Regions from separate parts of the Mus musculus genome. Here all the other regions are linked to region 2. Evidence: chromatin loops called from intact Hi-C (ENCODE). Cell type or tissue: left cerebral cortex. All regions are shown on one strand.

Region 1 (2,500 bases), 700 kb before region 2:
GATTGCAATCTTTTTTTTTTTTCTTGTGCTAAAATATAGACAGGGTAACAGACTGCGCCCAACAGGTTAGGTATTTACATCGATTTGAAACCGAATTCTATTGTACCAAAATGCTTCCTACATTGGGGCCCTGTAGTTTTCACCAAGCAAGCCTCCCCCTTTCCTCCCTGTTAGTGTGTGTTTAATGCAAATACGATTCCATACATTCTGCTCTTCGCCGGGTGAGCTTATTATATTTCTAACACTTGCATGGTTCATTATTGTGCAGTAGGAAAAGACTCGCGGCTGCCGGGGGCAGCCTGGGTGGCTGGTTTTCAGAAAGAGAAAAAGCAGGTGTCTTTCTATGCTGGGAATGAAGACTAGATTTAGGAGGAGGGTGGAATTCTGTCTGAGAGGACTGGAGCCTTCCGGTGAGATTTCAAGGGGGCCTGCCTTTGCATAACAGAACGCCAAAGGTGAACCTTGGGAGACCTAGAAGTGCCCAGCTGTCGCTGTGACCAGCCGAGGTAGCCCCGTTGGGTTTGATCCTGGTGGTAGAATCGTCTTGAGCCGGGCCACCTTTCTTGCCCTGTCTGAAATGCTCTGTGGCTCCTAAGGGCAGTCTCCTGATCCTGACAGCGGGTGGTTCCAGGCTGCTTGGCCTTTTCTAGTCGTTTCTTGCTCTCCTCTTCTCCCCCTCTCCTTAGAAACTGTCCTTAAACTCTCAATGGAGAGTGAGTGAGTAGGGGATGTTTTCGTAAGTTTCTGCAGCTGAAAAACAGAAGTGCTCTGTGAAGCAGTTAATAGGATGGGTGTGTGTTTCAAATAAATTCCTGTCCACATTGGCTAAAGTCCCCATGTTAGAGTGGCCTGGCTCTGACGTGGACAGGGCCCAGAGACTGATGGATCAGGGTTCGGAGGCCCCGACTGCTTGTTCTTCTCTTTTGGGGGAGAGACTGGGGGTGGCCGAAGGCGCGTCCGTTTCTTCCAGGCCGGCCTTTGACTTTTGATGAGCGGTGCGGTCAGTGCCTCGCGGGGACGCGGCTTTGTTCCTGCCGGGCCGGTTCCTGGGTTGGTGCAGGCCAGGGCAGCCAAGGCTCCTGTCCCCAGGCGAGTGCGGCCCAGGCCGCCTCCAAGGCTGGTGCTGGGAGCCCGGGCCCGGCAGCTCCGGCCCTGCTCCTGTGTGTTTGTGCGTCTATGTCCCCAGGTCCCCGCAGGCGCGCGGGCGCGGCCACCGCGAGCAGCCCGGCCTGCGCCCAGCGCGACTGTAGATGTCAGGCTTTGCCCGGGGAGCCGAGAGGCTGCGGGGCTGTGAGTTTCAAATTAACCTTCCGCTTTGTTGCTGTGTAATGTGGATCCCCGAAGGCCCCCCGCCCCGCCCGCCCCCCTTCCTCGGGCGGTGCGCGCTGCAAACTGCGAGTTGAGCTTCATTTACATAAAGCGATTCCGGGCGGGCGGGCGGGCGAGCGGGCGGCGCAGGAGGAGGAGAGAGGCGGGCAGGCCGGGACGGGGACCGGGACGCAGCGCCGCGCCCCGTGGGTGAATCCCCGCCGCGCCTGGGGGACCTCCCTCCCCGGGGCAGCCCGCAGATCGCCAGCCCCGGGCCGCCACCATGCGCGCCCCGCCCCTGCCGCCAGGCCCCTCGCTCCTAGCCTGCGCCACCGCCGAGCCCGGGGGGCAGCGGGAGGTGGGGAGAATGCCGCCTGGGGTGGGTAAGTTCGGGGCTCCGCTGCCACTGGAATCTCCCGTTGTCGCGCTGCCCGGCGTGGTGGCCCCCGGACCTCCGAGTGCCTCCTTCCTCCTGAGGTGTACGGAGGCTTTGTGTGCCAGGTGAGTGCAGCCTCCCTCCCCCGCCGCGCCGCTCGCAGCCGGCCTAGCGCTGGAGGCAGGTGCTGCGAGTGAGTCTTGGCTGAACTTCCCATTCTCTTGGGGCGTGTGGGGGAAGGGCAGGCTTGGATGCACTTGAACTCCTAGACTCCAGGAGGAACCTACCTGGGGAGAGAGTGGCTTAGAGTCTGCTGGGCACCAGAGTACGTTCTTCCTCCTATCTCCTCTTGCTTTTCCTTCCCGACCTCCTCCTCCTCCTCCTCCTCCTGCTTTTGGGTTAGTTCCTACCTTGTTAATACTTGGGGGTACTGGTGCCATTGAGAACTTTGGATTCTTTGGTCTAAAACACACCTTCAGCTGCCGGGGGGGGGGGCGGTTATGAAGGAAAGAGAGAGAGAGAGTGAGAGTGTGTTAGAAGTCGCTGGTCAGTTTGCAGCAATGTGAAGAATGTGCCTGTTTGGGGAGTAATTAAAGAGAGAATCAGGGCAGAGCTGGCGGGACCTATGGAGATCATCTTGGCCTGGCTGCTCTCTAATTTCGGTTTGTTCTTCTGCCAGAACCGGTACAGCATTTATTTTGGGGGGCGGGAAGTACGAAGGAAAGGTAAGATTTTTTTTTTAAACTCCATTTAAAGAGGAGAGATATCCAAGTTAGGGTAGCAACAAGAAAAATAACAACAAAAAAACCAAAAACA
Region 2 (2,500 bases):
TAATGTATTTGGCAGGGAGATCCACCTAAGTACACATTTCAAAGTCTGCCTTTGATCTGAGCCCCTTTGGGGCATTTTCCATGACTGATAAACTCCTCCTCTGAGTTCATAGACAAATGATGGAAATTGTGGGTTTTTTTTGGTTTTTTTTTTTTTTTTTTTTAAGAAAGGGAGAAGGAAGCCAGACACCCACGTCCCATCTGGCCTCTCCGTCTCTTGGGGGATGAGAAGCTCCGAGATTCAGGACATCTCACTCTCCTCTCACCTGCCTGGGCAGCTCCCTAAGAAGGGCTCCCTGAAAAGGACACTACTGCCCACCCAGTCCCTTCTCCCCCTTGAACACAGAGACACACATACATGCTTGATACAGAATCCACGGTCTCTGCGAGGCTCCTTCTGCTATTTTACAGACGCCTGTTTGGATGCTTGTGGAAAGCCTGCTGCCAACAGCTTCCCTCAGCATCTGCCCCTCTAGCCCATCACACATGTCTTGCTTAGCTTTCTAATATACCGTGATGGAAATCAGAAGCTGCGCTTTGAATGAAAACGCTCTAATTGTGCGATCATTCCTTCTAACTGTTCCACCGTGAGTCAGGCTCAGTACAGACACACAGACAAAACCAAGCCCTGTTGAACTTGGCAGTTTCCGCTCTTCCGGAGACGCAAAGGGCAGAAGGTCATAAGCAAAGTGTGATGGCTACTGAGGGGAAAAGCTGCTACATACAGATTCCCCGCTCAGACGCAGCTCCACCTTGCCTGCTCTTGAAATGGATCATCAGCTACGTCCCTTCCCCACTTAGGATAAAGAGATCTGAGGAGGTTTTTAATTCTCAGATGAATTTTCTTGTTTGTTTGTTTGGTGGATTTTCCCCCCTTCTTTCTCCTCCACAGAACACAACTAGCAAATGATTGGATCTTTGACAGAACAAAGGTATTTTTGATGGCTCTGTAATCTAGTGCGCTAATGTTCCCAGTCCCCTCATTGTCTTGCTGTCTGATCCTATCCCTTCTGCCAGACAGTCACTGCGGGATGAGTCACTTTTAATGTCTGATAATCAAGGTGAATTTTCAAAAAGCTGCCATTTTGGAATTATGCACTATATCCCAGTGTCAGGGACTAGAAAAGAAAGTGAAGGGATAAGGAAGGCTAAGATAGACACCTACTGTATGTTTGGAGAACTGCAGGACCCAGCCAACGTGGTACCAGATAAGATGTGTCTGGAGGGTCCAAGTCGATCAAGGCATACATGATGAGACAGAGACTATGTTAATTATAAATTAAAAATAACTTCTATGATAATGAAGATTATATGCACAGGAGAAAACGTCTTAGTTAAAACAGACTAGAAGGATAGAATTAAAACGCAGCCATTTGGGGCCATGGATTCTGTACCTACTGAATATATTGTGGTCTATTAAATAACCTAATACAAACTTAACATTTGAAAAAGAATAGAAGGGAATTGTAGTAGTCTCCGTGGAAGCTGTATTGTCTGCTGTCCTTACTTAAAGCGCTATCTGCTAAGAACATTACCTAGCTGATGAACACAGCCTCTCTCCAACCACGGAGATGAGATATTTCTAGAATCATTTAAAGAAATACCCACCCTACTCCCCAACAACAACAACAACAAACAAACAAACAAACAAAAAACCCACCAAGCCCAGTGAACTAGCCAGAGGGATGCTAAAAACCCAAGGCAAACAAAGGGTATCAGACACTCTTTCCGGGTTTTGGCTCTTCAAGTATAGGGTGGTCATTGTCTCCTCTGAGGTAATTAACTAGAGCCACGGCTCCAAATTGTAGACCTTGTTTTTCATTGTGGGCGTTGTGCTAAGTGGTGGGGTGGCTGAAGGAAGGCGATCTGAGCATAGCCCGCGAGTTCCGTTTATTATCTGGAGACGTGAGCACTATAAATAGAGCCAGGCTGTTTTGACTAGGGAAATGCTGTCCTCCTCACAGCCAGGGGATGCTGGGGAGCAGACGCTGAAGCTTCAAAGCTTTGTCCTGCTTTAGAAAAGCGTGAGGTTTTTCATGGCTGTTTCAGTGGCTGGTCGGAGAGTCTGCAGGCGCTTTATCTGTCCTGGGGGAAGGAAGAAATGGCATTTCAGAGGATGCTATTTTATACCTGTGATGGATGCTTACATGTGTTCTCCAACAGAGGCATCTAAATACCCTGGCATCCTCTGTGTACAAGTTGTATTTACAGATTATTACACTTATATTATCTACAGTGGTTACCACTAATCCTCTGTGTGTGTGTGTGTGTGTGTGTGTGTGTGTGTGTGTGTGTGTGTGTGTGTTGGGGGGGTAACAGAGAGACACACATATAAGCGCACACACATATGAGCACACATATGCTATAATCCCATAAAATGGCTATAAAATAGGCACATGAAGAAAATTTGTCGTTGCTGCATGGCTGTTATAGTGCACATAAAAGAAGATTTAAAAGCCAGAGAGTATTTGAGCTGTAAGCAAGTCCTTAGAGGTCATTTG
Region 3 (2,500 bases), 520 kb before region 2:
GGTGCACAGAACAGCTGGTGTGACTGCTCCGAAGAGGCCAGTGGCTTGAGACAGTGCCCTAGATTGTCCCAAGAGCTGATGGCTGGAGTAGGTGTTTTCATGCTGGTCCCATGGTTGCGTGCGAGCATGGCCAGGTTCCAGCCTGGGGATCAGACTGTTGTGTTGGCCCCTTCTGCAGACACATCTGACTTTTCCAGTCCTTCTGTTTCCTGCCCCAGTCCCTCCACTATCTCCCTCCAGCTCATAGCCGCCCCCCCCCCCCACACACACACACAACAAAACCATTCTGTCATCCCTAAAATATAGAAGGATGGTTTTCAAATGCAAGAGCAGGGGAAAGAAAAGGACATTTGTTTTCTGTTAGATGAACCCTGAATAGCACCCAGACCAGCTGGGCTTTGGTAGACAGCTCAAGTCCAGGCATGCTGGACATGGCTCTGTCTCCTGTCCCTGAGCAACTCGGAAACCGAATGGCAGCCGCTGGCCAGGAATTGATTGAATTAATTGATATGCCAATAAGAGAGCTTGTTACATCCACCATTGGTTAGGAGGCCAGCTAACAAGTCTCCTGATCAATGGCACCAATAAAGATTTCATCCATTAATGAGCAACATGGTAATTAATGTTATCCATAAACCAATTAGCCTAGCTAGCTAACGCGCAGAGATTAGCCCAATGCATGGCATCACAGAAAGCGGGCAGATAACTAACTACCCATGTGGCATGGTTTGGGTCTTCAGGAAGCTCCACGGAAGAGATCCTAGCCCTCTGCAGAGTGTTCTAGGTGGAGAAAGGAAACATCTCTGATCCTGGCAGAGAGAAAAGGCTGCCAGCTTGCTGAGCCCCAACACTGGAGTGCAGCAGAGCCCCACACCTGGAGGCGCAGCTGGATAGATGCGTTTCTCTTCCTACCCTTCCGCTGAACAGCCTTCCTACAGGTCTCCAAAGGGCTGTTAGGGGTGTAATGGAATGACTGAGTCCCCAGGTCACTCTGGTCCCAGCTGGGCATGTTCTCCCTGAGGACACCCCATCTGAAGCTCACAGGCATTCCCCTGCGCTCCTGGAGGGCGGGCCATGGCCTCTTCTGGGAACCATGAGCAAGGTTGGTAAAGTAATTAAGCCCCCCAACCCCCACGTTTCACTAGGAAGAATTTTTTTTTCTTTTTTGCTAAAAGAAAAGAGAAACAGATGATTTGAAGCCGGGGCCCTTTCCCTTCCCCTGGTTTTCTGAAATGACATCAGTGGGGTGATTGCCAAGTATAACCTGGCAGCCTGGCGGCTCTGCCTGACTGCCTGAGATTTCTGGGGACCATGCAGCTCGCCAGCTCCAGCCGTGGCAGCATGCCAAGGTGACGTTCCGTGACTAAGCAGAAACAAGGGAGAGGGAGAGAGGGAGGAAGAAGGTATGTGTGGTTGGGGAGCCGGGGGAGAGAGTGGTCTGGGCAGGGTGTGGCATGGGGAGCCGGGGAGCTGAGGAGGCATGCCCGGGGGCACCAACTCAAGAGGCTGGATGTCAGGGGAGCACACTGGAAGGCCAGGAAGGGTTCCTTGGGCACTGCCTGGGGGTGGTGGTGGCACAGGGCAGCAGCCACGGATCCAGCCTGCGAGATTGCCGAATGAAGGGGTCCTGACTTCACAGGGAACCAAATGAGCCATGCACAGGAGCAGCCCAGAGGGCCTGGCCATAGAAGGAGGTGGCTTAGGGAAGCTTTTAGCAACATCAGGCCCGGGTGGTTCTCTGCAGCGGAGTTCGCTTTGCATTGTTAGGTATTGACCCTCAGAGACCCCTTGTGGATTCCCTAATTGAAAATTAATACTAGATCAATGCCATGAGCAATTTGCATATTGATCATAAACAACTTTGAAGGCACCGAGTGTGCAGTGAATCAATAGGGCCCCTGAATAGGCGGCGGAGGGAGCACCTCCCAGTACAGTACACTCCAAGAAAGGTTAATGCTTTGGGAAGTCCCTAACTGCTCAGTGTGGGGATCAGCCCCCCACACTGCACAGCATCCACAAGAGCAATTAGGGTCAGACCTAAGCAGTCGCCCCTCGACCTCCTCTGCTCCCCATCCCCAAACCCAGAGGTGGGGGCGGCTCTCTGTCTGTGTGATTCAGGGGCTGGACAGAAAGAAGGGTTTTTAGCAGTTTCCTTTTTTGGAGATAGATGAAGCCTTGGGGTGGTTTATTCTGGGAAATGCACTGTAAAAGGAACGAGCCAAGCTAAGGCTCCAGTGATTGTCCTGGCCCCTTCCCCAAACACAGTTTTGGTGAAATGAAATGGGGGGTGGGGTGGGGTGGAGCCTGGCTTTGGCGAGCTGCCTCTTCTGGCTTTTGCTCAATGAGGAAAACCCACACTAGCTTTTCCTTGGACAGAGTTGGCCCAGTCTTTGCTTCCTATTCATTGAGTTTCCACTTTCTGGCCTCTACCCCCCAGGCTCTATCATTTGCCCCCCACCTTGGGGGGGGGCATACCTTCCTGACCCTGCTCTGGCTCTCA

The links. Hi-C counts contacts between places; a loop is a spot of excess contacts. Peaks named below come from ENCODE experiments on the same cell type or tissue, not always from the same donor. Only the 100,000 strongest peaks of a DNase experiment are listed, where the experiment ranks them.
Region 1: it touches region 2 in a loop (2.3-fold over the local background); 3 of 42 quality-filtered maps call a loop at or near these places.
Region 3: it touches region 2 in a loop (2.2-fold over the local background); 5 of 42 quality-filtered maps call a loop at or near these places.

What each region holds. Positions count from the first base shown.
Region 1 is chr8:108,713,522-108,716,021 of GRCm38, forward strand. Zfhx3 (zinc finger homeobox 3) reads left to right here and starts at 1,123. Exons shown (of 10, transcript NM_007496.2): 1 at 1,123-1,809. In left cerebral cortex, a CTCF peak has its summit at 1,225; DNase peaks (open chromatin) are centred at 492, 1,209 and 1,789; H3K4me3 peaks cover 1,498 bases; H3K27ac peaks cover 937 bases.
Region 2 is chr8:109,416,267-109,418,766 of GRCm38, forward strand. It overlaps a transcript of Pmfbp1 not described here. Among named protein-coding and RNA genes, the nearest start is that of Gm35145, 44 kb to the right of the region's middle. In left cerebral cortex, CTCF peaks have their summits at 1,181 and 1,985; DNase peaks (open chromatin) are centred at 296, 1,163 and 1,956; H3K4me3 peaks cover 203 bases; H3K27ac peaks cover 1,861 bases.
Region 3 is chr8:108,895,311-108,897,810 of GRCm38, forward strand. All of the region lies in intron 4 of Zfhx3 (zinc finger homeobox 3), which reads left to right. Among named protein-coding and RNA genes, the nearest start is that of Mir3108, 40 kb to the right of the region's middle. In left cerebral cortex, no CTCF peak of the experiment used is centred here; a DNase peak (open chromatin) is centred at 1,327; H3K27ac peaks cover 254 bases.